Regions from separate parts of the Homo sapiens genome. Here all the other regions are linked to region 3. A link is a loop called in an ENCODE intact Hi-C map of the cell type or tissue named here. Cell type or tissue: PC-9. All regions are shown on one strand. Region 1 holds the start of LOC124903459 (a long non-coding RNA gene). Region 2 overlaps FMN1 (formin 1). Region 3 holds the start of LOC124903458 (a long non-coding RNA gene).

Evidence for each region. A loop is a pair of places that touch in the nucleus more often than their neighbours do. Peaks named below come from ENCODE experiments on the same cell type or tissue, not always from the same donor. Only the 100,000 strongest peaks of a DNase experiment are listed, where the experiment ranks them.
Region 1: a loop joins it to region 3, with 6 times the contacts of the local background. A loop is called at or near these places in 3 of 110 quality-filtered maps.
Region 2: a loop joins it to region 3, with 4 times the contacts of the local background. A loop is called at or near these places in 3 of 110 quality-filtered maps.

The regions. Positions count from the first base shown.
Region 1 is chr15:33,063,905-33,071,904 of GRCh38, forward strand. FMN1 (formin 1) reads right to left here. Exons shown (of 21, transcript NM_001277313.2): 6 at 1,053-1,170. It overlaps LOC124903459 (a long non-coding RNA gene), which reads left to right and starts at 2,994. Exons shown (of 2, transcript XR_007064574.1): 1 at 2,994-5,814; 2 at 6,986-8,000. RefSeq lists an enhancer at 3,163-3,986. In PC-9, no CTCF peak of the experiment used is centred here; DNase peaks (open chromatin) are centred at 1,187, 4,457 and 4,897; H3K4me3 peaks cover 4,843 bases; H3K27ac peaks cover 4,309 bases.
Region 2 is chr15:32,770,358-32,778,357 of GRCh38, forward strand. It overlaps FMN1 (formin 1), which reads right to left. Exons shown (of 21, transcript NM_001277313.2): 20 at 6,478-6,562; 21 at 1-3,997. The coding sequence ends at 3,953. Among named protein-coding and RNA genes, the nearest start is that of GREM1-AS1, 55 kb to the left of the region's middle. RefSeq lists an enhancer at 3,211-4,410. In PC-9, no CTCF peak of the experiment used is centred here; a DNase peak (open chromatin) is centred at 3,844; H3K27ac peaks cover 1,626 bases.
Region 3 is chr15:32,657,861-32,665,860 of GRCh38, forward strand. All of the region lies in intron 10 of ARHGAP11A-SCG5 (ARHGAP11A-SCG5 readthrough), which reads left to right. The region is part of intron 2 of SCG5 (secretogranin V); the gene reads left to right. It overlaps SCG5-AS1 (SCG5 antisense RNA 1), which reads right to left. Exons shown (of 4, transcript NR_135505.1): 4 at 7,842-8,000. LOC124903458 (a long non-coding RNA gene) reads left to right here and starts at 5,731. Exons shown (of 2, transcript XR_007064573.1): 1 at 5,731-7,705. In PC-9, a CTCF peak has its summit at 4,918 (motif pointing right); a DNase peak (open chromatin) is centred at 1,901; H3K27ac peaks cover 359 bases.

The DNA.
Region 1 (8,000 bases), 410 kb after region 3:
AAATTGCTATACATATTTTCATTAAGGATATGAGTTTTCATCCTGTAAGTCAAACACCACAGAAAGAAAATGCTATGAAGTAACCAATGCCCTGCAGAAACTGTGTAAATGAAAGCTAGAAATCATCTCAAGATTCAACTGCCAGTGTGTTCTCAATCACTGGAGTAATTTGATATTATGGAAAAACCTACTGAACCACCCAACTTTGATCTGTTCATGTCTATCAATGAACAGGAATGGAAAGAAGTTATTTTTCTATAACCAGATAGATAGATAGACCTCAATGCACACATACACCTAATAAAAACAACAAATATAAGCCACGTATAGGTAATCTCCAAATATCAGGAAGAAGGCAGAGAGGTTTCATGGATATATACACACACATGCAATTCTTAATATCTTACATACCCATCCTCTAATGCTTTGGTGTCATTTTACAGTTCACGTGAAACTTCCACTTAAATAGTAACCATATCTAGATTCCCATTTCATTTAAATAAATTCAAGTAAAGTTCCTAGGCAGGTTTCCAGAGAGTTAGGTTGCTTTAAAGTTGGCCATGCATTAAATAAAGCTTTGTCTCACAAAAGTGAACGAGTAACTGATACGGTATCTGTACATTCACTCTGCACAAGGTTCCTTTATCTCAAAAGCATTACTCGAAGACAAACAACAAATCAGATTACAGCTCTAGAGAACCATACTCTGCCTCTTCTAGCAACACTGCCAGCTCACAAAATTGTATGAGGACCAACCACCGGCTTCCTGAGGGATTTGCAATCTACCTTCTCCATCAGGTCCCCCAAGGTTCTCCTACTTCACACACATTCCCCCTTTCATTCATTCCACTGCATTCATCTTTCATCTTTCAGAGGCTCGTTAACAATAAGTGTGCAAAGGTTCACTTTAACAGCAAAACCAAAAAGAAACCCTTCAGCATTACATTTTATAATGAAATAAAACCCCAAATTCTGAGAGTCAACTAAGCTAGAACTAAAAGCCATTGCAGGAAGAGATTCATTCCCGGGTCCCTAGCTTCCTTTCACATTACCTGCTTCAGTGTACTTCAGTCCCACTTTTTCTTCTGTGTCTTTTGTCTTTGGGGGTGGCCAGACAGCTTGAAGTCTGCCAGGAGTCCTGTCATCCTGCTCAGTCAGGCTGTGGTCAGGCTGTTGAAAGAGCAGGCAAATAGTAAGTGGAATGTAGTCAGAGCCGATTAATTCCTGAAAAATGACATGCTAAACCTAATTCTGAAGTTAATTTTAATGGCTAGTTGCACATTGCTCTCATTCACTATAATTCAGATATCTCACTATAGTGTGACCCTTTTCCAGAAGTGTAACGTGATCAGTTGAGGTGAAAATTTAAAACTACAACAACAAAAAAACCTCAAGGCTAAGTATATATCACACAACCCTTAAAAGATTATTTTTATTATATAATTATTTGAAAAAGCACAAATATACTTTGACCTGAAGGTACAGACATAAATGTACTACACTGATGTGCATTTATGGGAATGTTTACCAATGTATCCCGGGACTCCAGGATTATTTAACACAAAGACTAATTTCAAGAACATCAGTGGTAGACCAAGACACCCTTTTTCAAACATTCCACACTGCTAATTTCCTTTTATTCCTATAAACGAATGAATGAGATTTGCCTTCATATTCCAGTCATTTTTATATGTGTTGATTTTTACAACTAGGAGAATGTTATATTGTGCTTGGTTTTTTAACTGCAGTCTGAGAAATTCTGCCAAAGACTTTCATTTTTAACATTTTAACTGAATATTTTAAATATATAGGAGGAATGATAGTCATACACTGAATTGATATTAAGCAAGAAATTCTATTTATTGTTCTTCTGATCGTTTAAGATCTACTGGACAGGTACTTGCTCATCTTTATAAATTACCTGAGTTAGTTTTCTTTGAGTAATAACAGCATCTATTAATTAGATGCTTCCCATGCACTGCCTTTGTTTAATTCTCATAACAACCATATAACCATTTTATTTTCCTCATTTTGCACATGAGGAGATTGAGGCTTGGAGATTATCAAGGTTACCCAGCCAGTAAATGGCAGAATTAGAATAAAAACCCAGGTCTCATTCTAAATCCAGTGCTCTAAATCTGGAAGCCTTCCAACCAATGTGGAACACTCTAATCACACCACAAACACATATTTTGTCAAATGGCAGACTTTCAAAGGAACGATAGACTTTCTGCGGAGGTATAATTAAGGGGTGAGGAAACCCTGTAAACCTGGGCTATACTGCCATCTTGCATCATTTCCTCATGCTACCTAGTTTTATAAGTGCGTTTACCATCAACGTTTAAATTCACGGTGACAGTTACCCTTTCCTACCTGCACATCTTTGTGTATATCCCTCTTGCAATATTCCAGATAAAAATCAGGACGCATGAAAAGCACTTCTGGTTAACTCCATACTCCTTACAGGACAATATAATTTGACTATAATCCTTTTTCAACTAAAAGAATCACTAACAGGCAACTAGGATTCACTTTGGGAGGAAACCTGGAAAGAAATACAGCAGCACCATATTTTATGTTAAAATGCAAAACCCAATTCTACATACACTTTTGGAATCAGAGGGGCCATCCGCTGGCTTAGAATTGGACCGTTCAAACACAGCTCTTAGCGACTCCTTCTCATGTCTCATCTTGCGCTTGAGAGCTTCCAGCTCAGAGGTGTCAGCTGTGGTCCCCTTTCTGGGGGGCCGGATGAATAGGGCTTTAAAAGCCTCCAGGGCTGTCTCTGGCGACTTTGGCTTGACCTCACCACCCTGGGTTTGTGGTACTCCAGGGCCGCTCTGGCTCTCTTGGTCAGCATTGCAGCCCATCTCTTCTCTCCTGGGCGACTCAGGGTCTGCTCCCTTCGGTTCAGTTTTGGGCATGTCAATGTTGAGCAGCAGAGAGAGCTGCTCCAGGAGAGTGGGAGTGGCCTTCGGATCAGTTGCTTTCTTCTCACTCTTCACTGTCTGCAGCCCTGCCTGCACTAAGGACTTCTGCACAGGCTGCGTCAATTTGAGCAAAGCTAAGTCCCCATCCTTTGGTTTAATTTCCGTGATGGTCTCTCCTCCCTCAGCGGTAGCCCCCTTCTTCAGCACACGAAGCCCACTGAAAAAAGCTGGAAGTTGGAATGACTTCTCTCCAGAGACTTCTTTTTTAGAAGAGGCACTCTCAGTGATACCAACACTCGAATTCTGGTTTGTTACTGCAGGTAGGTCTTGGGACCCTTCTTCTCCCACCTGGTCCTGGCTGGGGCGACGCTCTGTCTGAAGACCACCGTTGCCAGCTTCCAGTTTGCTGCTCATCTCAGGTGGAATCCTTTGAGGATCTTCTGCACAGAGCTCTGCACCATTCATTTCCCCAGTGACAGTATTTTCCCTGAAACCTCCTGGGTTTTCTTTGGACTCCTGAGATGGCTCAGATAAAACACCACTAGGGGACTTTGGGCCATTGGTGCTGCTTCCCTCCTCTGGCTCCTGGCCACCATCATCAGAGTCAGAATCACTGGTGGTGTGCACCAGGGTCCCACGAACACAAATGACATCGTCTTTTGTCCCTTTCAAAGTAGACAGTGGAAGCAGCTCTTGAGCAAGGAGAGATGTCCCTGCTTCTTTTCTCTGACTTCCCTCTGATTCTGTCTCCACGCTTGCAATTTTCTCATCATTTCCGAGGTCAGGTGAAACCCGAGACCCTGCTTCCTGTGGATCCAAGCCATTGCTGGAATCATCCTGCTGAGATGTGGGATTCACGTCTAAACTATGGAATGCTTTCAGCACAGCATCTTCCTCTTCTGGATTCACAGATTCTAATTTACTCGTAAACCCAAATAGGGATTTCATAGAGAACTTACTCAGGATCGACTGAGCCACTTCAAGTCCGGCTTCTGGTTTTGCTGGTTCTGACACATCACTGCCATCCAGAGAATTATCAACGTTCTCCATGTCTCAGTAATGCCCTTGGTGGAAGTTCTGACTTGTGTTACCTTCTCCTGCGCTCTCAGTTTATCCACTCCATCTGCTCTTAATTTACAGGACAGAGAGCAACAGGACCCGGGAGTCAGGCTGTCAGCCGCACAGCAAACACACTTGGTCTCTTTCGGGTCACAGTGCCCTCCTTCCGGTTTGTGCGATGATGTGTTCCAGGGCAACTGTGAAAAATCTGTGGAGTCTATGCCCAGAAGCAGCCGAGGCTGCGCACCTTACTACACACGGACCAGGGAGGCTGCTCTTCTGAAACTTCCGTATTTATTCCCGGGGACAAAAGCCTTTTTGTCATAGGGAAAGTCAGCCTGCCCTGTAATCCCAACCCAGGACTTCACGAGGAGCTCCGCCCCAGGCCGGCGGTTCTCCTGGTGGCATTCAACTTCCTCATTGGTGAGCAAGTGAAGGCTTCTGAAAGTGCTGAGCCGGCAAGCTGATACTGAGGGCACTTAGCCACTGCCCAGAGCAGCCTAAGGGAATCAGAAGTAAATCAGCAGAAAACAACTGAAATACTTCTGACACAGGCCTTCTTTTTCATCTGGATTATGATCAGAGAGGCCTGGGGCATCCAGGCCAAAAAACTAGCAGTACACCCAGATCAGCAGCCACTTACGAAGCCGCAATCAAGGAAACAAATTAAAGAAAGCAATAGATCATCTCAAAAGTGCCTAGAACTCTCAAAGCAGTTAATTTACTGCCCTTGAAGCTTTTTTTAAGTGCTTTCTTCCGCTTCCCTGCAGGTTTCATCTGGAATGCAGATTTTAGCTCCTAAAGCCCGTGAGGGATAACCCACACGACTGGTTTCAGATGACTGCTGTTTTAGCTCTGCCCTAGCTGTCTCAGTGCTCTACAAACAGGTATTAGGCAAGCACACCCACCACACCCAGTGTCCACCAGCAACAGGGTGGCAGAGTAAACAGCCCAGGCTCCGCAGGAATGATTACCCTCTACACTCCCTGTGCCAACCGCAGGCTTCTTTCTGCTCAGCAGCTGTGACTTCCTGGCTGCCTTAGAAATCCTGGCAGCAGCAGGACACGCCTCTCCCCCTTTGGTGTCCCAGCCAACTAAATGAAACCTGGCATGACACAGTGTAACACACAACCTGCCCTATTAGACAAAACAATTTGAAGATCCCCAAGGATCCACGTTCTCCTAAAGGGCAAAACATCTGAAAAGTCTCTATCAGTCAGATCTCTATCACAGACCCAATTTGCCTCAACAAAAACAGGACAGACAAAACAACCTCCAAACATCAGCCCAGTGTAGTTTCTACCACTCTATTTATATGCTGGGAAACTGGCAACAAAGGATGGGGGTAAAAATTGCAGCCCTGTTTCCTAGCTGCATAGCTGCCTCTTGGGACAGCTCCCTATCTACCTGAAGGCCTCAAGTGTTTTCCAAATCCAGTCCCACTAAGCAGGCATGCAGTGAGTGCCTGGGATGGACAGGACACTGTTCTGGTTGGAGAGGCAAGTCAAACTGGCTGAACAGTAATTGCCATCTCTGTTTGAGCAAAGGTCCAAGAAGATTGTGGTCAAGTGTTAAACACAAACAGTAATTCCTTCTGCAAAATGGAAATGGTAGCCATAAGGAAAATGACAGTCTTGCTTTATCTGCAGGAGTGGGTGGCTGCATGTCACACATTGATAACTTGAGCCATGTTCTTCAGTACTAAAAACAATCTAAGCATCAATACTGAGAAATTCTGATTGCAAAAATACATTTCTAGCAATGTATTCAAAAGGAACGCTCACACAAATAAAAACGCATCATTGCATCCCATCAACCACTAAGGGTAAGTAAAACACTTTCTAAATCTTGATTTGATCTTGTGTTTTAAACAGGTACTTCTCTGTTTGCTCCTGATCATAGTATTTTTGGGAATTATTAACTGAGGCACTTAATCAAAAAGCCACCAGGACACTGCAGAAAAATTCAATGGTGTCTTTTAAGTCTAAGAACAAGATTCTTGTCTAGAGGAAATACCCATTGATTAAAATCAGACATCTGCTTCTTCAAGATTGTAGAAAGAAGAAATGATCACAACAGATCATAAGATCAGTCTTTCTCTTTTTTTTTTTTTTTTTTTTTTTTTTTTTGAGACCGAGTTTCGCTCTTCTTGCCCAGGCTGGAGTGGAATGGTGCAATCTCCGCTCACCACAACCCCCGCCTCCCGGGTTCAAGTGATTCTTCTGCCTCGGCCTCCTGAGTAGCTGGAATTACAGGAATGCGCTAGCACACCCGGCTAATTTTGTATTTTTAGTAGAGACAAGGTTTCTCCATGTTGGTCAGGCTGGTCTCGAACTCGTGGCCTCAGGTGATCCGCCCGCCTCGGCCTCCCAAAGTGCTAGGATTACAGGCATGAGCCACCGCGCCCGGCCTAAGATCAGTCTTCTTACGAGCAATGCAGATCATCCAATTCTAATATGGCAGGGGGCAGTGGGAGAGGGCACGTATTTGGTCTTTTTTTTTTTTTTTTTTATGAACTGAAAAGACTCAATTTCTCAGACATAACTAATTATTGATTTCTGGAATAAGCTTCCAGGCCCCTCTATAGATTTGGGCAAAATGGAACAGATGCTGGAAGGGGCTACTGGCCCTTCTGCACCATGGCATGGAGCAGAATTATAAGGTTTCAGTATCCCCTCAATACTCATAGATGCCAACACAATTTCATGGGAAGTGGGTCAAGTCTTTGGTCCCAGGAGATTATCTGATTTCATCCCCTTGGCTCTAGGTAAGTAAGGTATTATTAGGCCCATTTTTAAAGGTAAGCAACCATAGCTGAGAGAAGGTAACTTGCCAAACTTAACACAGCTAGTAAGTGGGGAATAACATCATCTAAGATTTGAGGGTTGACCATGTGCCAAGCACAATTTTAGGTGCTCCACACATATTAACTCACTTAATACAGATAACAACCATATTATGAGTTGTTATTATTATTATTCTCTTTTTCCTGCTAGAGAACCGAGGCACAGAAGATTAAAAGTCTTGCCAGTCCACAGAAACAGTGGATGGTGGAAGTATAATGTGAATCCATGCAGGCAGGCTCCAGCATCCACACTCTCAACCACTCTTCGAAAGCCCAGAGGCTCCACTTCCTTCCCGAATAGAAGACCACACACAGCGAGGTGCAAAGGTTTCAGCCCAGTTCATTGGTGGTCTTTAACTGGGATGTGAAGTATACTTTATCCTCTTAAATGACACAGAAGACAAACATCACCAAAAACAAACAAACAAACAAAAAACAACAACCTTATACTGAGGATGACTGTTCTTTTCTTTTGCATAACTTGGGGAAAAATCTACAAGTTTTCTTAGGAAAAAATGGAGAGAGAGGAAAGAAAAATCAAGCAAAAATTCCAGTAAACCTAGCTGGCCTATCTATCTAACACAGAAGAGACACGGAATCCTCTGGGCTCAAACACATCAAGGTTTTCCAGTTTGCCCCTACCATTCTCCTTCATTTATGAAGCATGACTTCTATTAAGAAGACTTCTTCATCCAATGTCATAAATGAGCACCAACAATGAATGAGGCTGTGAGGACATAAGAATGAAGATAGCCCTGCCTTCCACCTCCATGAAATGTGTAGTTTAGTTGGAGATCTCTATTTAGAAAGAGGAGACTCTTGTTTACAGACTGTAACCAAGGACTTTATCCCCCAGGTTCAGTCTAATAGTAATAGCTAGACCTGAAACAATTTTGAATGAAAGCCAGCAGTGACCATTTAAATATGAACACGAGTAACAGGAGCACGAGTAAGATTCAAAGAGATCTTTTAACACGGACTCTTTCAAGCCACTGGTTCTCATGACCATAAAAAATGTTACCACTGCTGGTCACTCAGGGAATGAGAGTGTTTCAGATTGTAATATTCAAATAAGCAACCTACAAATTCAATCTAAATTGGTCTTGAAAAATGAATCTCTTTAAAGCTTTAACATTTTCAGGGAGGATAGTAATCACTTCTCTTGG
Region 2 (8,000 bases), 110 kb after region 3:
TTCAAGAAAGGAAGAGTATCATTAAAATGAAAATTTCTCTGTTGCAAACATCATAGAGAAAATGTGCAATCCCAGGCCAATAAGCAAATCTTTGCCCAAAATAAACATATTTCTTCTGCTACATCTCACTGCGGCCCTTAGAAAAACCGTACCAATGACTTATCTTACTGGAGGTGTTAATACCACCAACATATTTTATTCCTTCCTTCAGTTTTTCCAGTTTCTTTACCAGCAGTATCTGAACTTTTCATTTAGGAAACACCATTCTTCATGGTGCTTATGAAAACAGGAGGTGCCTGAAGGAGGCTGAGAAGAGGTTTGCAGCTTCTACTGTCCTTGATAGGGGAGGGGAGGGGAGACTGCATGCCATCTGATATTCAATTCCTCAACCATACTGGCAATTTGTTTTGGCTAGAACATTTAAAAGTGTAATAGCTCCACTGGGTTTCCTTATTCCACTTCTCAGATTTCAGAAAATCTTTATAATTCCTGAGTAGTTGCAGTGAGTGTGTAGAAAGACACCATCATCAACATAAGGATTCAAAAGGCAACTGTTGGGCAGTAGGACCATCACCTATGACCTCTGGGCCCCCACCGTCATCATAAACATCCACTTCTGCTTGGCCACACTTTTTCTTATTTCTTTTTCCCCAGTAAGCTGCCACTTATTGAGATAAAAGCCATACAGCACACCTCCTAACCTGGTTTTTGATACTTCATGGGCCTGATGCTTTTTTTTTTGAAACGGAGTCTCACTGTCGCCCAGGCTGGAGTGCAGTGGTGCTATCTCGGCTAGCTGCAAGCTCCACCTCCTGGGTTCACGCCATTCTCCTGCCTCAGCCTCCCGAGTAGCTGGGACTACAGGCGCCCACCACCACGCCCGGCTAATTTTTTGTATTTTTAGTAGAGATGGGGTTTCACCGTGTTAGCCAGGATGGTCTCAATCTCCTGACCTCGTGATCCGCCCCCGCTTGGCCTCCCAAAGTGCTGGGATTATAGGCATGAGCCACCACGCCCGGCCCGGGCCTGATGCTTTTTACCTAACGTGTCTGTAGTGTAATTTATGATGTACTTTGTGTAATTTATGTAACTTATGATATTGTGTGCTCTGATGCTGTCAATTGCTCATGCAAGAATCTGAACTACTGTCAAACTGTGTCCTCAGATTTAATGAATATTGTCTAAGAGGAGACAAAGTTGTTTGTAAGTTAAGGGTTCTTAGAGTTACTACTAAGTCAGGTGTGTCTGGTTAGATGCAGCATAGCAAACTGGTTACTCTCCTTTCTAGTTCAGGGAGGGCTATGCCTAGAACAGCCACTTAAAGCCTGCTGGCAGGATGTGCTTAAGCTGCCAAATGGCATCCCGATCACCTCCTCTCCAGGAAAAGTTCAGATCCTCCTGCTACACTGAACACAAGCTCAACAGCATTTTAGAGGGATCATTTTCAAGGCCTCCAGATTATTTTAGATGAACTTCCTTGAACAAATTGTCATTGACCTTTACTGAGCATCAATTTGAGTTAAAAATGAAGGCTGTGTCAGCAACGTGGTACATTGGTGGACTTGGGAGGGGGCATCCCAGATACATGATGCAGGGTTCAGAATAGGTGAGAATAATGAAGATTCTGCCATGGTGTCTTACAACACTAACATCATACATCGACTAGTGTGACAAAACCACTAGGTTTCCCCAACCGAGGCAGGCAAACCTTGCTTTGTAGAAATAGGTATTTTACTGCAAAGTTTTAGTCTGTTCACTAGGATGAAATCCAAAGTGGGCTGTATTTGTCTAACTCTCAAATTAAGTGTTCTCACTCATTATTCTTCAGCACTGGTTCCTGAAGGGTTACGTGGCCACAGTGGCAGCCCTGCTTACCTTCACTGATTTCTCGTAAGCATCCTACTTACAGACCAAAGTGGACTGCAATGAGTACACCTCAAACCTCCCGCTGCTCTCACCATCAAGCCTATAAGGATTGAGACTTCTGCTGGCCCCACATAACTCAAAAGAGCTGAATTATATGGCATGGGTAAAACTGGCACTTTTCTTGTGCATGATAACACTAGAAGGAGCATACAATGGTTATAAGTGGAATCAGTTTTTAATTGATCCGTTCTTTTGGTTGTCTTCAGAGTTAAGTGAAAATGAAGAGAAACTATGTAAGAAAGCAGCATAAAAAGCTTCTTGCTCACAAGCAACTTCAAGCCTTTTTAGTCATGCATGTTCCTTCTCGGCTTTTCTGTTTTGCTTGTCTCGTTCCTTCATTGTGAATTTTAAAAATCCAACCATGTTACCATATTCCTTTCAGTTGCACCAGTAGAAAAGGCGGTTAGCACCTGCATGAATATGGCTTCTGTGACTTGATTTGATCCTGACTGCAGTCTTCATTCTCGAAGCTGACATTAGATTAGGATATGGTGCTGCTTTCATTACTGGATCTATTATAGAAGCATTCCTGAGGGGCTGCTGGCTGGCAGGCATATCCTGGGAAGATGCTCAGGCACCTGGCAAGTCCAGGGGTTCTGGAAAGATGCTGGGGCAAGGGGCAGGCCACATGTGGAGGCTGGATCAGGAAGGAATTTAAGATTTCTGCTCATCTCTGGACTGTCCTCCACCAATTGGGGGGAGAAAGCTCGGCCTCTTCAAGGCCTAAAAATGAGTCTTTGATCATATTGTCCATTCATCTCCAGTCCTCTTTCTTCACCCCTCACAAGATTTCAGAGACGTGGCTTAAAGACAAAAGTGTCAGAGAGGTCAAAGGTGGTTTCCTTATGTGACTCAAGAGCCAGGGTCAGAAAGAGCTGCCTGTGAACAATATTCCACTTGGAAGTTTTCTATTAATGTAATTACTTTCATTTTGATGTAAGGAACCTTTTTTCTGCCCTTCAGTTTTTTTGACATTAAAGAGTCCTGCTTCATCCTACTTCACATGCCTATCAGCCAAGGTCATGAGCAGGTGCTGTGAGTTGCATTTGCTCTCCTGTCTGGAAACTGCCTCCTGGGGATGGGGGTCGTCCAGCTGCACAGTCACAGCACATAACGTAGAACTCGGCTGCGTATCAACACAACATTGCCCATTCATGAACGGTCCAAAATGTAAAAGGTGCTCTGCCGCTGGGTCTCTTGTCCAAGCACACCCAAGGCTGTGCTTGCTCAGGTATTACATTTTCTCCTGGGAGTTGGGGTGCAGAATCTCTGCTGGCCCAGAAAAACCACAAAGGACCGATGTAAAAACAAGAATGGGCCTCACTTAACAACTGATGTCAACTCCTTGCATGGTAACTTGTTCTCCAGGATGAAGTTTATGGCTATTTGTCTCCCTCTCTCCACCCAGGTATGATTCTGTTTTTTCTCCTTTTCATCACGTAAACCATAACAACAAAAAATCATTTTTTTAGTCTGGATAATACATGTTCTTGGACCTCTTCAAGAATAGTTTTGGTGAGTTGCAACATTATTGGAGAGAAAGATGCTGCAGGATTTTGCTGCAACAGGATCAAAACTAAGACCAATAATCAAAACAGCAGTGTGTAACGACAAAGACTTGAACTCTCCCAAGGCAACTGTCCTCAATGATCTTTTCTCTCTTCTGTGACAATGTGACATATATCAAGCTTTGGTTATAAAGCTGGAAATCTCAGCTTTTAAAAAAATTTTGGAAACATTTTGGTATTTCTTCTGCTCTTAGAGTGGACTTTGGGCTTCCACAAGAAACAGTCATCAAATATTTCTGCAATGTTCCCTTAAATAGTTTTCCATTGTTCCTGCGGCTTAATGAGGGACTTCTTAAAGAAGGCATGGGGCACTCTCTGCAGATGACCTCAGAAAGAGATGAGCAAAAACAAACATTTAGTGACACATCTTTCAAGAACGTCCTGCAACCCTGTGGTCACAAAGAGTATGCGTGCAAGGTCCTCCACCTCCAGTGCCATCATTTCCATGTGTCTTCATCTTAGTTAGTGGTCACACTGGCTTCCTTCTGACGCAGTCTTTCTTTCTGTTAAGGAAAAAAAAATGAATGTATCATTTTCTTTCATCTTTCTCAAGTTTTGATACATTTCTCAAATTTTGGTCTAGAATGCTGAGTTTCCGGAATTGTGCCAAATGGCCTAGAAATGAGAGTACCTCTACTGCTTTCCCTAAGCTCTTAGTTATCTGCCCCTCCCTACCTATCACCCTTACTCCCCAGAAAAACAAACAAGAAATCAATAACCAGCCAATCTACCAACTACATCCATCTAAAACACGGGCCTTTACCATGCCAGGGTGGTCTTTTCTGTTCTCTTCTTTTGTGACAAAGACCCTAACTTTGTAGTGTTACTCAAGGACCCCTTCCGTCCCTACCTTTGGCTCATTGATGGAATTAGAGAATGCCCAAGAAGATATGAAAAAAAAAATTACTATTTCCAATGATCAACTTGGCAGAACTCAACAAAAGCCATGCAAAATGGGAGATGACCAGATTTAGTCTCTGCAGAATGGCAGAAGTTCCCGATTTGCCATGGATGTTATGCTCTTCATTCTCCGAGCTTCCTCCTCAGAGACTGCCTTCTAAAGGGAAGGACATGGACATCTGCTGGGAAGACGTAAGAATACACAGGAGCACACTACACAGAAACATGGACCCCCATGGTATCTGTGACACTAGGGAAGCACACATATCAGTATGGTAAGGATGGTGTGCCTGCTCTGGGAGGAGGGTAAATAGAAGGCTAAAATGGAAAAGGGAGAAGTATACTCTTTTGGAATGAGCAGATGCAGAGAGAAGCCTTTGAGAATGGATCCTTAGCTGCTTATGAGCTATGAGATATGATGTTGCAGTGAATTACTAAATTGGCCTAGATATAAACTTAAGTTGATGATTTTTCGACACCCATCCTAAATTTGGACCCCATCCCTAACTTGCGAAATTGAATCAGGAATCAGTTTACAAGCTCTTCCCTGATTTCCACCCACCCACCCACACAGACAATAAAATAAGCAGCCCCAACAAGCCCAGGATCACAACTGGGAGCTTGCTCACAGGGGAGGTCGTAAACCCACTGTTTCCCTTTTGTCTATATGGCTGACCCCATTCTCTCTGCCTTGGGGGAACAAGCTTGGCTGTAAAAGTCTGGATAGAGGCCCAAATAAAAGGTCTGAGGAAGAGGGAGAGGCTCATGAAGGAAGAAGACAAAAATCAGGGTTCAGCCGACTGCCACTGAAAGTCATACAAATGAATGTCATAAATATACCATCAAACGGGTACAAAGGACATGTCCGGTTAGGTAGGGGCCATGTGCTCAACCATGGCTTTCCCCGACCAAAAAGTATAGCCCGGACTTCTCCATTTCTCATTCATCAACCTCATGCAACATTCATTTAGCTGCTCATGGGGTTGTTGGGAGAAACATTATGGTCAATCAACAGAAATAATCTCACTTTGTAACTTAGAACCCATTTATATTTTCAAAGGATTTGAAGCATCCAGCAAAAAGGTACTAATAATCTAAAAGGATAAAGTAAGTAGTTGTTGGACATCAGGGCCCAGAGAGGACAGAGTTTGAAAAATCCGAGAGAGGAGGGTGATACTTCCACTTCCCACTCATTGCCATTCCCCATTGCAGGGTCAACCAAAGCAGCTGAAATTCACAGCAACAAGGAAAACAACTAATATTTATTGAGCTCTTATTATGTGTTAGGCATTTTACATGTCTTTTCTCAGTTTTCTCAAAATAACCCCAAAAAAAAAGTAGTATGTTCTTTTCATGGAAGAGAAAGAAACAAAGTAACTTCACTAAGGTTTTACAACTATTTAAGTGGCAGAGCTGTGATCTGAACCCAGGCCATTTCATTCTCGGCATCCTGGGATCCTAACCATGTAGCTATTCTGACTATTGTCCGTAACACCTAGGTGGAGATTCATTGTGATCTCTACTGAAAACTGGACTTTGGAGGACAACGCAATCTCACATATAGGAAGGCTGGGGAGACTGCTGGTTTCCAGCATAGGGAGAGATGTCAGGAGACCCAGAATCTGGTCCTGGCTTTTGTTATCCACTTGCTAAGTGACCCTGGGTAGGCTGTATCTTTCTGCACTTCAAATTTTCCAACTATCAAAATAGGAGAATCCCTGCCTCTTTCTTTAATGGGGAAAAGGAACTGAAGAGAATGAATATATTTAAACATTTTGAGAAAAAGATACTTTGAGATAAGGGTGACTGTACTGCGGGTAGGGTGTGGAAGGATGTGAAATGGTAAGTGACTAAATTTGGTTTATCAGAAATGACCTATGTTGAGTTTACAGGAAAAACATATAAAGCTATGTTTTGTACCTCCACCCACACATACTTTTTTTTTTTTTTTTTTAACCATATGCTACTCTGGGATGGGAACTGAGAATCTGGATACTATGTTTCATCTCTGAGCTTTAGCCCTTCCTGGGCGCACCTCAATTTTCATGACAATCGTTAGATTATGTTGAAAAATATATCTCACCAGGCTAGCAGTGGGATTGATTTTCTTTGTCTCCACTTTCTTCTCTGAAGTCAACTTGCTGACTGATTCCTGAGCCATTTTCAATCTGAAATAGAAATAGGGAAAAGACAGGGGAGAGAGGGAAAAGAAAGGAAGAGGGAAAAGGAAAGAAGAAAAGAGTTAAGGCAGGTTAAACATAAACCCAAATGCTTTTGAATTAATCCATCAGCAATTTGAAAATACTGAAATGTTTTTTCAATGCTTGTTATTAAATTCAAATCCTAATTAGGTGTGAAGGCTTCTCTGCTTTATCAAAATTTAATTTTCTTCACCAGCTGAAGCCTGTTTTTGTGAACAATGTGGTAGTTTCTGATGGATGGAGTACTATGTGCACAGAGCATTATTTACTTCAGTGTTATCCGGCTTGTGATCCACTTAGCAGATAATGAGATGATTTTGAAGAATGAAGTTCTGAGGAAATGTGAAACTACAAATACTAAAATTCACGAATTCACATCAATTAAGATGTGATAACCTATAGAATGGGAAAAAAGATAACCTACGGAATGGGAAAATATAAATATATGTATTTTTCATTCTGTAGGTTTTTTTCCATTCAAAAAATATATTTATATATTATATTTATATATTACGTATATTTATATATTATATTTATATATTACGTATAACATATAACACATTTATATATTACGTATAACATAACATTTATATATTACGTATAACATATAACACTTTATATATTACGTATAACATATAACACTTTATATATTACGTATAACATAACACATTTATATATTACGTATAACATAACACATTTATATATTACGTATAACATAACACATTTATATATTACGTATAACATATAACACATTTACTTATATATTACGTATAATATATAATACATTTACTTATATATTATGTATAATACATTTATATACTATGTATAATACATTTATATATTATGTATAATATAATACATTTATTTATATATTATGTATAATATATAATACATTAATTATATATTATGTATAATATATAATACATTATATATTATGTATAATATATAATACATTATATATTATGTATAATATATAATACATTATATATTATGTATAATATATAATACATTTATTATATATTATGTATAATATATAATACATTTATTATATATTATGTATAATATATAATACATTTATTATATATTATGTATAATATATAATACATTTATTATATATTATGTATAATATATAATACATTTATTATATATTATGTATAATATATAATACATTTATTATATATTATGTATAATATATAATACATTTATTATATATTATATAATACATTTATTTATATATTATATAATACATTTATTTATATATTATATAATACATTTATTTATATATTATATAATACATATATGTATAATATAGAAATATATATTTTATATATATATATATTTTTTTGAGACAGAGTCTTGCTCTGTTGCTCAGGCTGGAGTGCAGTGATGCGATCTCAGCTCACTG
Region 3 (8,000 bases):
TGTAGGATCTCCATCAGGCACTATCTTCTTTTAACCTTTCCAGTGAAGGTTAAACTCTGACCAGAGGAATTGAGCGTGTTTACAGAAAATCAGGAATGGAACAGAATTAGACTGCTTTTCCCCTTACTTCCCACTCCCTTACAGCATGTTCCATTGGTACTTGAGTCTAGAGGCATCCAGAGGTGTAAGAATAACCAAACACAACAAAGATTAGGAGTAACGAAGTGTTTTCATGCAGTGCCGCACCCCAGTGAGGTGGGCTGGCTAAAAGGATGTGATACAAACTGATATCCAGGGAATGGCAAAGAGGAGTAGCTGGGCCTGTCCATCATCTCTTATCATGACTCACAGCCCTTGTTTAAGGAATTTGAAGTCTAGGTGGATGAAAGGGACATCAAACTTAAAATGCATAGCTGCAACCTACTAGATAGAAGCTGAGAACCCTATATGTGGATCAGGCAGTCACTACTGGAGTTCAGGAGGGGAATAAGGCATTGGCCCCTAGAGAAGACATCACAGATCAAACTTGAGCTAGACTTCCTTGAGGACGGGTAGGATGTAGATGATAAAGATTCAGCTTCAGGCAGTAAGAAGTGAAAAGAAACATACTTTTTAACCAGTATGTGTTGAGTGGAGGGTGGTTATGGGGAAGGGAGGGTGGCAGGGAAGGCTGGATGCATTTAAGGCTGTCGCCAAGTTTTTCTGCTTAAAGAGCATCTGGGCACAGTGGCACATGGTCTATATTACTCAGGGCCCTAAGCTCACCTGAGAAGCTCCAGCCTCCCTTCTGCACCTTGCCCACAGAATGTTCTGTAACACTTCTCTGTCCTTGCAGATAAATAGGCTGCCCCAAATCTAGCGATACCCTCGATGGTGGCAGGGGTAGTAGCAGTGGCATTGGATGGGACGGTGGGTTGGATATTTCCCTTTGTATTGGTCAAATACATGCACAGATGGCACCAACACCACGGGGATCTCTGGAGATGAAGGTAGGTATTTCTTCAGTCACTCAGCACTTAACAACTGTCAGAGAGGGCCGGGCGTGGTGGCTTATGCCCGTAATCCCAGCACTTTGGGAGGCCGAGGCGGGTGGATCCCGAGGTCAGGAGATTGAGACCATCCTGGCTAACACGGTGAAACCCTGTCTCTACTAAAAATACAAAAAATTAGCTGGGCATGGTGGCGGGCACCTGTAGTCCCAGCTACTCGGGAGGCTGAGGCAGGAGAATGGCGAGAACCTGGGAGGCGGAGCTGGCAGTGAGCCGAGATGGCGCCACTGCACTCCAGCCTGGGCGACAGAGCGAGACTCTGTCTCAAAAAAAAACAAACAAAAAAAACCAAAAAAACTGTCAGAGAGATAATAGGAGAAATGTGCCCCTGCACTCGCACTGCACAGCATGTGCCGGATCATCTGTGAAATGGATCTTTCCTCTGGGAGCTCCATCTTTTCCAGGTGATTGTTCACTTGGACATATTTGATTATAAGCTCCCAGAGTGTCAGACACGGACTTCTCATGGCAAGTTAGACGATCCCAGGTGCCCAGTGGGTGGCAGTGCAGTGAGTGGCAGGAGGAAAACTTTCCTGCTGGCTTTTGGTCTGACCAAGACAGAGTGATACTTATCCAGGGCCTAAAATAACCATAGCAATAGGCCTTGCCAGAAGGGATCTGTGGCAGGCTCCTGGCACTACTGGTCAGTTCCCCCAGTGGCCTGTTCAAGTTTTTCTTTGCATGAGACAGAGGTTATGGCTGAGGAAACAGCCAGGCCAGGAGGCTAGCCTGCCCTGCAGAAGCCCAGGGGACCTTCCTGATGCCATCTTTCTGGTATGACAGCTCAGCAGGCCTGTGTCAACAAGCCCTGCACGGTTTGGACAAGATGTGAGTGACTAACGTTTTCCTCTGGAGCAGCAGGAATGGATGGGCCTGCTGGGAAGAATCCCTTTGCTGTGAGCTACCTAAGACGCCTGGCTCCTGAATTGAACCAGCAGGTCCCTTCTCTGTATCTTGCTTGCTTTCCTTTAAAAAAAAAAAAATCCTCAGCAGATGATGGGAGGAATTATTTGCTGAGTTTGTCCAGACTCTGAATAGCCCTTGGTCACTGAAGTGTGCAAAAACATGGCAACAATGCAGGTGCTATGGTCTGAAAATGTTTGCAAAGGAAGGAGAGGAAAGAGCAGTTATTCTGACAGTAAATGATACATAATACTAATATTGGAAGGATTATTTTTTCCCTGTGTGGTCAGTGAATAGAATTTTTGGCAGTCGTCTATCATTTAACTAGGTCTGTATAGAGCACACTGGAGCCTGGTAAGGACCTCTGGCTTTTTTTACAGTCAGAGTTTTGGTGCCTAGGGGTCTGGGCTGTGGACAGGCGAGATGTACCTGCAGGCAGGGAGTGGTCAGCTTGCTCTCAGCTTGCCAGATCCGTGACTCTGACGAGAGAGTTATCAGTACCTACAGAGCTTCCTCCTGCAGCCTGCCTACCCACCCAGGCCATCTTCTGACACTGCCTCAATGTGTCCATGCTCCAGGCAGGTCAGATCACCTCCCTCATTCGGTTTGGACATCAAGGAGACTGTGTGAATGACCATCAGCCTCTCTCCAGTCTACCCAAAGGTATCAGGTATCCAGCACTATTCTGATGGAGAAGCAGTAAGAGTGAGCCTACCTTAGATCTATTAATAGAGCTCATTCAGCCAAGGAAAAGGATCCAACTAACCCAGATGACTACATGAGCCTAGGTCATTCACATGTAGCTTTGGTGAGTAATGAGAGATGCACGCATGATACCCCTGCTCCTGTCCTTTGGTGCCCTGCACCCCTCTCAGGTGCTCTCCAGAGTCAGCCCTTCTGACTGCAGGGCAGACCCCAAAAGGAGATCAGCTTTTCACCTCGATTACCCCTAGTACTTAAGACATTTGCCTTCATGAGTTTTTGGTAATCAATATTGTACAGCCAGTAATTTAATTTTTTCATGGTATCAATCTGATATTAAAGCTCTAGTATCTGGGAAGAGCACAGCAAAGCTTACCTGACTGACTCCACTATTATATTTGGAATGGATAATTGAGATATAATTTAAAGGGTAGAATATATTCTTTCTATAACTGCAAAAGTTTGCTATAACTCACAAAAGGAAATACAAAATTGAGTAATAGTGTTGGAGGAGAAGGAAGCAAATATTTATTTTGTATCTACTATGTGCCAAACACTTTATGTATTGTATTTTGCCCTCAGAAATCATATGCAGATGATTCTATTTTACAAGGGAAAGTTGAGGTTTAGAGCAGGTGAGCAACATGCCAAGATGGAACAGAAGGGGCATAGAACCTGGATTCAAGTCAGAGCAGGGTTTACACCCTCGGTACCATTTAGATGTGGGTCAGATAATTCTCTGTGGTGGAGGCTGCATCCCTGGCCTCTACCCACTAGATGCCAGTGGCATTTCCCCCATTTGTGACAACAGAAAATGTCTCCAGGCCAGGTGCGGTGGCTCATGCCTGTAATCCCAGCACTTTGGGAGGCCGAGGCGGGCGGATCACCTGAGGTTGGGAGTTCAGAGACCAGCCTGACCAACAGGGAGAAACCCTGTCTCTACTAAAAATACAAAATAAGCCGGTTGTGGTGGTGCATGCCTGTAATCCCAGCTACTAGGGAGGCTGAGGCAGGAGAATCACTTGAACCCGGGAGGCAGAGGTTGCGGTGAGCCGAGATTGCACCATTACACTCCAGCCTGGGCAACGAGCGAAACTCTGTCTCAACAAAAAAAAAGAGAAGAAAGAAAACATCTCCAGACATTGTCAAATGTCCTCTGAGGGTCAAAATCAGACCCGCTGTGGAGACCCATGGCTCTAGAGGCTTTGTTTTTTCTGCCATCACACACTCGGAGGGAAATTTGGGGGTAACTTTAAGGATGCTATATGGATAACTTATGTTTCAGTATTTTTTCTTATGAAGATAATAAAAGCTGTCGTGGATCATTTCGAAAATAAAATAAAGATTGTTTAGAATCGTACCACCTAGAGATACCCACTTTCAGCATTTGGCTATGTTTTCTTCCAGTCTGTTTTCTGTGCACACATAGGTAGTTTTTAAAATCATACAGTAAATCTTTTATCTCTTTTTATACTTAATATTATATCAAGAACCTATCCCTATATTAAAATCAGTGTAATTATTTTTAGTAGCTGCATTATATCCTATTATATGTTTATGCCTCAATTTACTCAAGCATTTTTGCAAATGGCCATTTAGAGTTTTTCCAGTTTATCCCATCATAAACACAGCTTCAATGAACATATTTGTGCATAAACGTTTGTGTACAGTCTTGATAAATTCTCTGGGGTATATATTTCTATGAAAAGAAGAATAATTGGGTCAAGCTCTGTACCTATTGTTTAGGCTGCATTTCCTACATACTGTCAGGTTGCTTTCTGTAAGTGTTGGACTTATATGGCTGTGCTTTCTCTCTCACTTGTTTGTGGGTGTCTTGTCTCACTTGTTAACTATAAGTATTAACTTTTTAAAGTATTTTAATTTGATAGGCAAAAATGGCATTTCATTGTTTTATTTGTGTTTATTTGATGACCAATGAAACAGAACATCTCTTCCTATTATATAGCTTTTTGCTTTTCTTAGTCTCTGAAATATTTGTTAATACGATGCATTGCTTCTTTATTAGATCTAATTTTTGTCTATCCACTTTAAGATTTGTTTCTTTCCATTTTCACATGTAGACTTAAAACTACAGTTCTTTAAGCTATTTAGCAGCAGTAGAGGAAGACTTGAGGCAAGTTGGAGGAGAGATGAAGGGGAGTGCTTTTGTATAAATTGGAGATCACCTCAACTATAGAATTAACTGAGCCCTGAAGTTGGAAGAAGAGGGAAGAATGGCGAGAGAGGAGGTAGTGCAGAGGTGTGCGGTCAGGATTTCCTGTAATGGCCACCAGGTGGTGCCATCTGCCCGGGACGATTTGATGTCTCTGGTGCAGGAGAGCGGAGAGCTGGGGAGAGTATTAATAAGGTGGTCACAAGCGAGGTGATTGGAGTGCCATTCATACATGTGGGACATTAGTTGGGCCTCTGTAATTAACCTGTCAATGATCATGAGTTGGTGCACGTGTGTTTGTGTGTAGAGCGGGGAAGAGAAGATTAGGGCTGTTAAAAAAAAAGAATATATATATATATATATATATATATATATATATATATATATATATAATATATAATATGTTATATATACACATATGTATACATATATACATATATAACATATATAATATATGAATGGCAGCTTTATTGAGATATAATTCACATACTATACAATTCAACAATTTAAAGTATACAATGTAATGGTTTTTGGTATATTCACATAGTAGTATCAATTTTAGATTTTTTATTGCCCCAAAAGAAACTCCATTCCCCTTAGCCATTCCCCCCATCTCTGCCTCCTTACTCCTTCCCTCAGTCTCCTTTCCCCAGACCCTGGAAACCACTACTCTACTTTCTATGTCTGTGAATTTGCCTCTTCTGGACATTTCATATAAATGGAATCAGAATAGGTGGTCTTTTGTGGCTGTCACTGCTTGTCCTAGCCAATGCTATACCAGCTTGACTTTGTGGCAGGAGGCATCAGGGTATCCAGATAGACTTACTGTTTTAAAAGAAACAGCATTTCCAGGCTGGCTAGGACAGAGAAAACTACGTAGAACAATACTTTTCCTACCTGGTGGATCATCAGAATTACCTGGGAAGCTTAAAATGAAAGATTCCTGGCCCCTAATCTCTCCAGGAATTCAAATATGGTAGTTCCAGGGAGTCTGAGCTGCTTGGGATTTTTTTCAGTGCCACCAGTGATTCTAATGATTGTCTAGCTGTAAGCAGTGGGACTCAAGTTTTGAACAGAGGCATGAGAAGAAAATGGCATTTCCCTGCAGATGGGCTGTACCAGCTGCAGCTTCAAGTCCAGTGCCTCTTGTGGGAAAGGAGCCACTCCCTTGTCATTCGCCACATCTACACTGCAACGCTGGTTTATGTCAGACTATCATCTTTGACTCGGCATGACAACAGTGCATATTTGAAGGCCATCAAACCAATGATATTAGCCTTGTTTACGGTTTAGCTGGAAAATATCTCCCATGTGGTATAGTAAGAAGAGCACTGAATTTGAATTCTGAAGCTCACCAGAGTGTTCCACTGACTAGTCTCAGGGCTACTGTGAGCACCCAGTGAGAGTGGCCATGAGAGGTGACACACTGCACAAGTCAGGGCACTGGAATCATGGGACAAGATGGGACCTTAGAGAATGTCTTGTCTGCCTGCCTCATTTCATAGTAGAGAAAATGAGGCCCTGAGAGGTAAAGTTCTTCACTGAAGGTCATACGCCAGCTATTAGTAGTGTAGCCAGCACCAGGGTGTCCTAGCCTTTGCCTCCTTCTGTTTCTCACTGTGCCCTCCTTCCCTACATTGCTCTCTTTTGGGATCTGAGGAATCATATTCAATCACCTTTCATTTTCAGAAATGAGGAAACCCAGGCCTCGTTTGTCCATGGCTACAAAACTAATTGATTTATATTTGCTTTGGATGACTAGGAGTTAAAATAATGACAGGTGAAAAATCCAAGATGGCGTTTGTATACCGCTTTTAAGAGCAATCCACAGCAGATTCAAGTTTTGTGAGGCCTGAAACTCATGCAATTTGAAAACTTTTTTCAAGAAAAATAACACACAATTGCAAATGAAAAGTTAGGTTCCAGGCCTTGGAAGCAGTCTGCGCCCATGAGGGGCCCTCATTCACTTCACTATAAATCCACCTCCAGGAGCAGTAATAAAGAGATCCCTACTCATGTTTGTGCTGCTAGGTTCTTCTGTTTGTATAAATAGCATGTGTCCTGCTAAGTCACCTCCACTCTTATAAAATGGAGGCCATTCTGCCAACACATGTGTATTGAACATCTCTTTATCTGTAAGGAATACAGAAGGGAACCAAGAAAGGAAACTAAGCTACCATCTCTAACTCAGGAGATGAGGCACAAAGGCAGAATGGAGGAATTCCCTCCCTGCTGTGGTCTGGGCCAGGGTGCCTATGGGAGCCCAGCCTCTAGGAGGTCTCCAGTTTTAATCTCAGATAATCTTCCTCTTGTAGTCATTCTTCTCCCTCTGCCTATCAAATGCAGATGTTGAGATGAGTAAACCCTTTGGGGTTTTTGGATGAAAAACTTTTCAAGATTTACATGACATTTTTGGGGTTGTGCCTACCCAAAAAAGTCTTATATCTCACATCACTGCCTTAGAAATGAATTAAAGGTGCATTTATCCATCAGGGCCACATTCCCCTAAAATGCACCTAATAGCACTGAAACAATTAGAATAACACAGGGATCCTGAATAATCCATGCCTCTTGTCAAGAAATTTTTTTCTATTTTTATTTTTGTAAAACAGCTTCCTTATCCAGTTGTGTTTAGTTTATTTAAACGATCACATCAGCATTAGGTTCTGGTTTGGGGTTTTTTTTTTTATTTGTTTGTTTAAGTCTCGTTTCTGACACTTTCTGAAAGATGCAACATGGAGATAGGCCAGGAGGGAAACTAGTTTTAGGGTGTTCTCATTACATTCATTTTATGTCATTTTTTATTATTAGGTTTACATTATTGAATTCCTGTGGAGAAGAGGAGTCAGAGCTGTGAATAAGTCATAAGTCCCTATAGGTAAAATCAAGTACTATTTGTCTCTGATCAAAATTGCCCTTTCCATTGATAGGAGAAATGACTGGGCCTCCTTGTCATCCAGAGTTCATTTTGTTTTTCGTGGCAGTTTCACTGTCTTTGGGAATTGAGCTTTTTGAAATGTTAAAGCACGAGAAGCATGAACACCTTGGCAGGGTTTGCAGTATCTCCTTCTAGTGCAGGATGGAGGGCTCCAGAGCTGGCAATTTGAGGAATGGCTGGTGGCTTCTGATGTCACCTGCCACTCATGTGTCCCTCCCTGTTTTGAATCATGGAT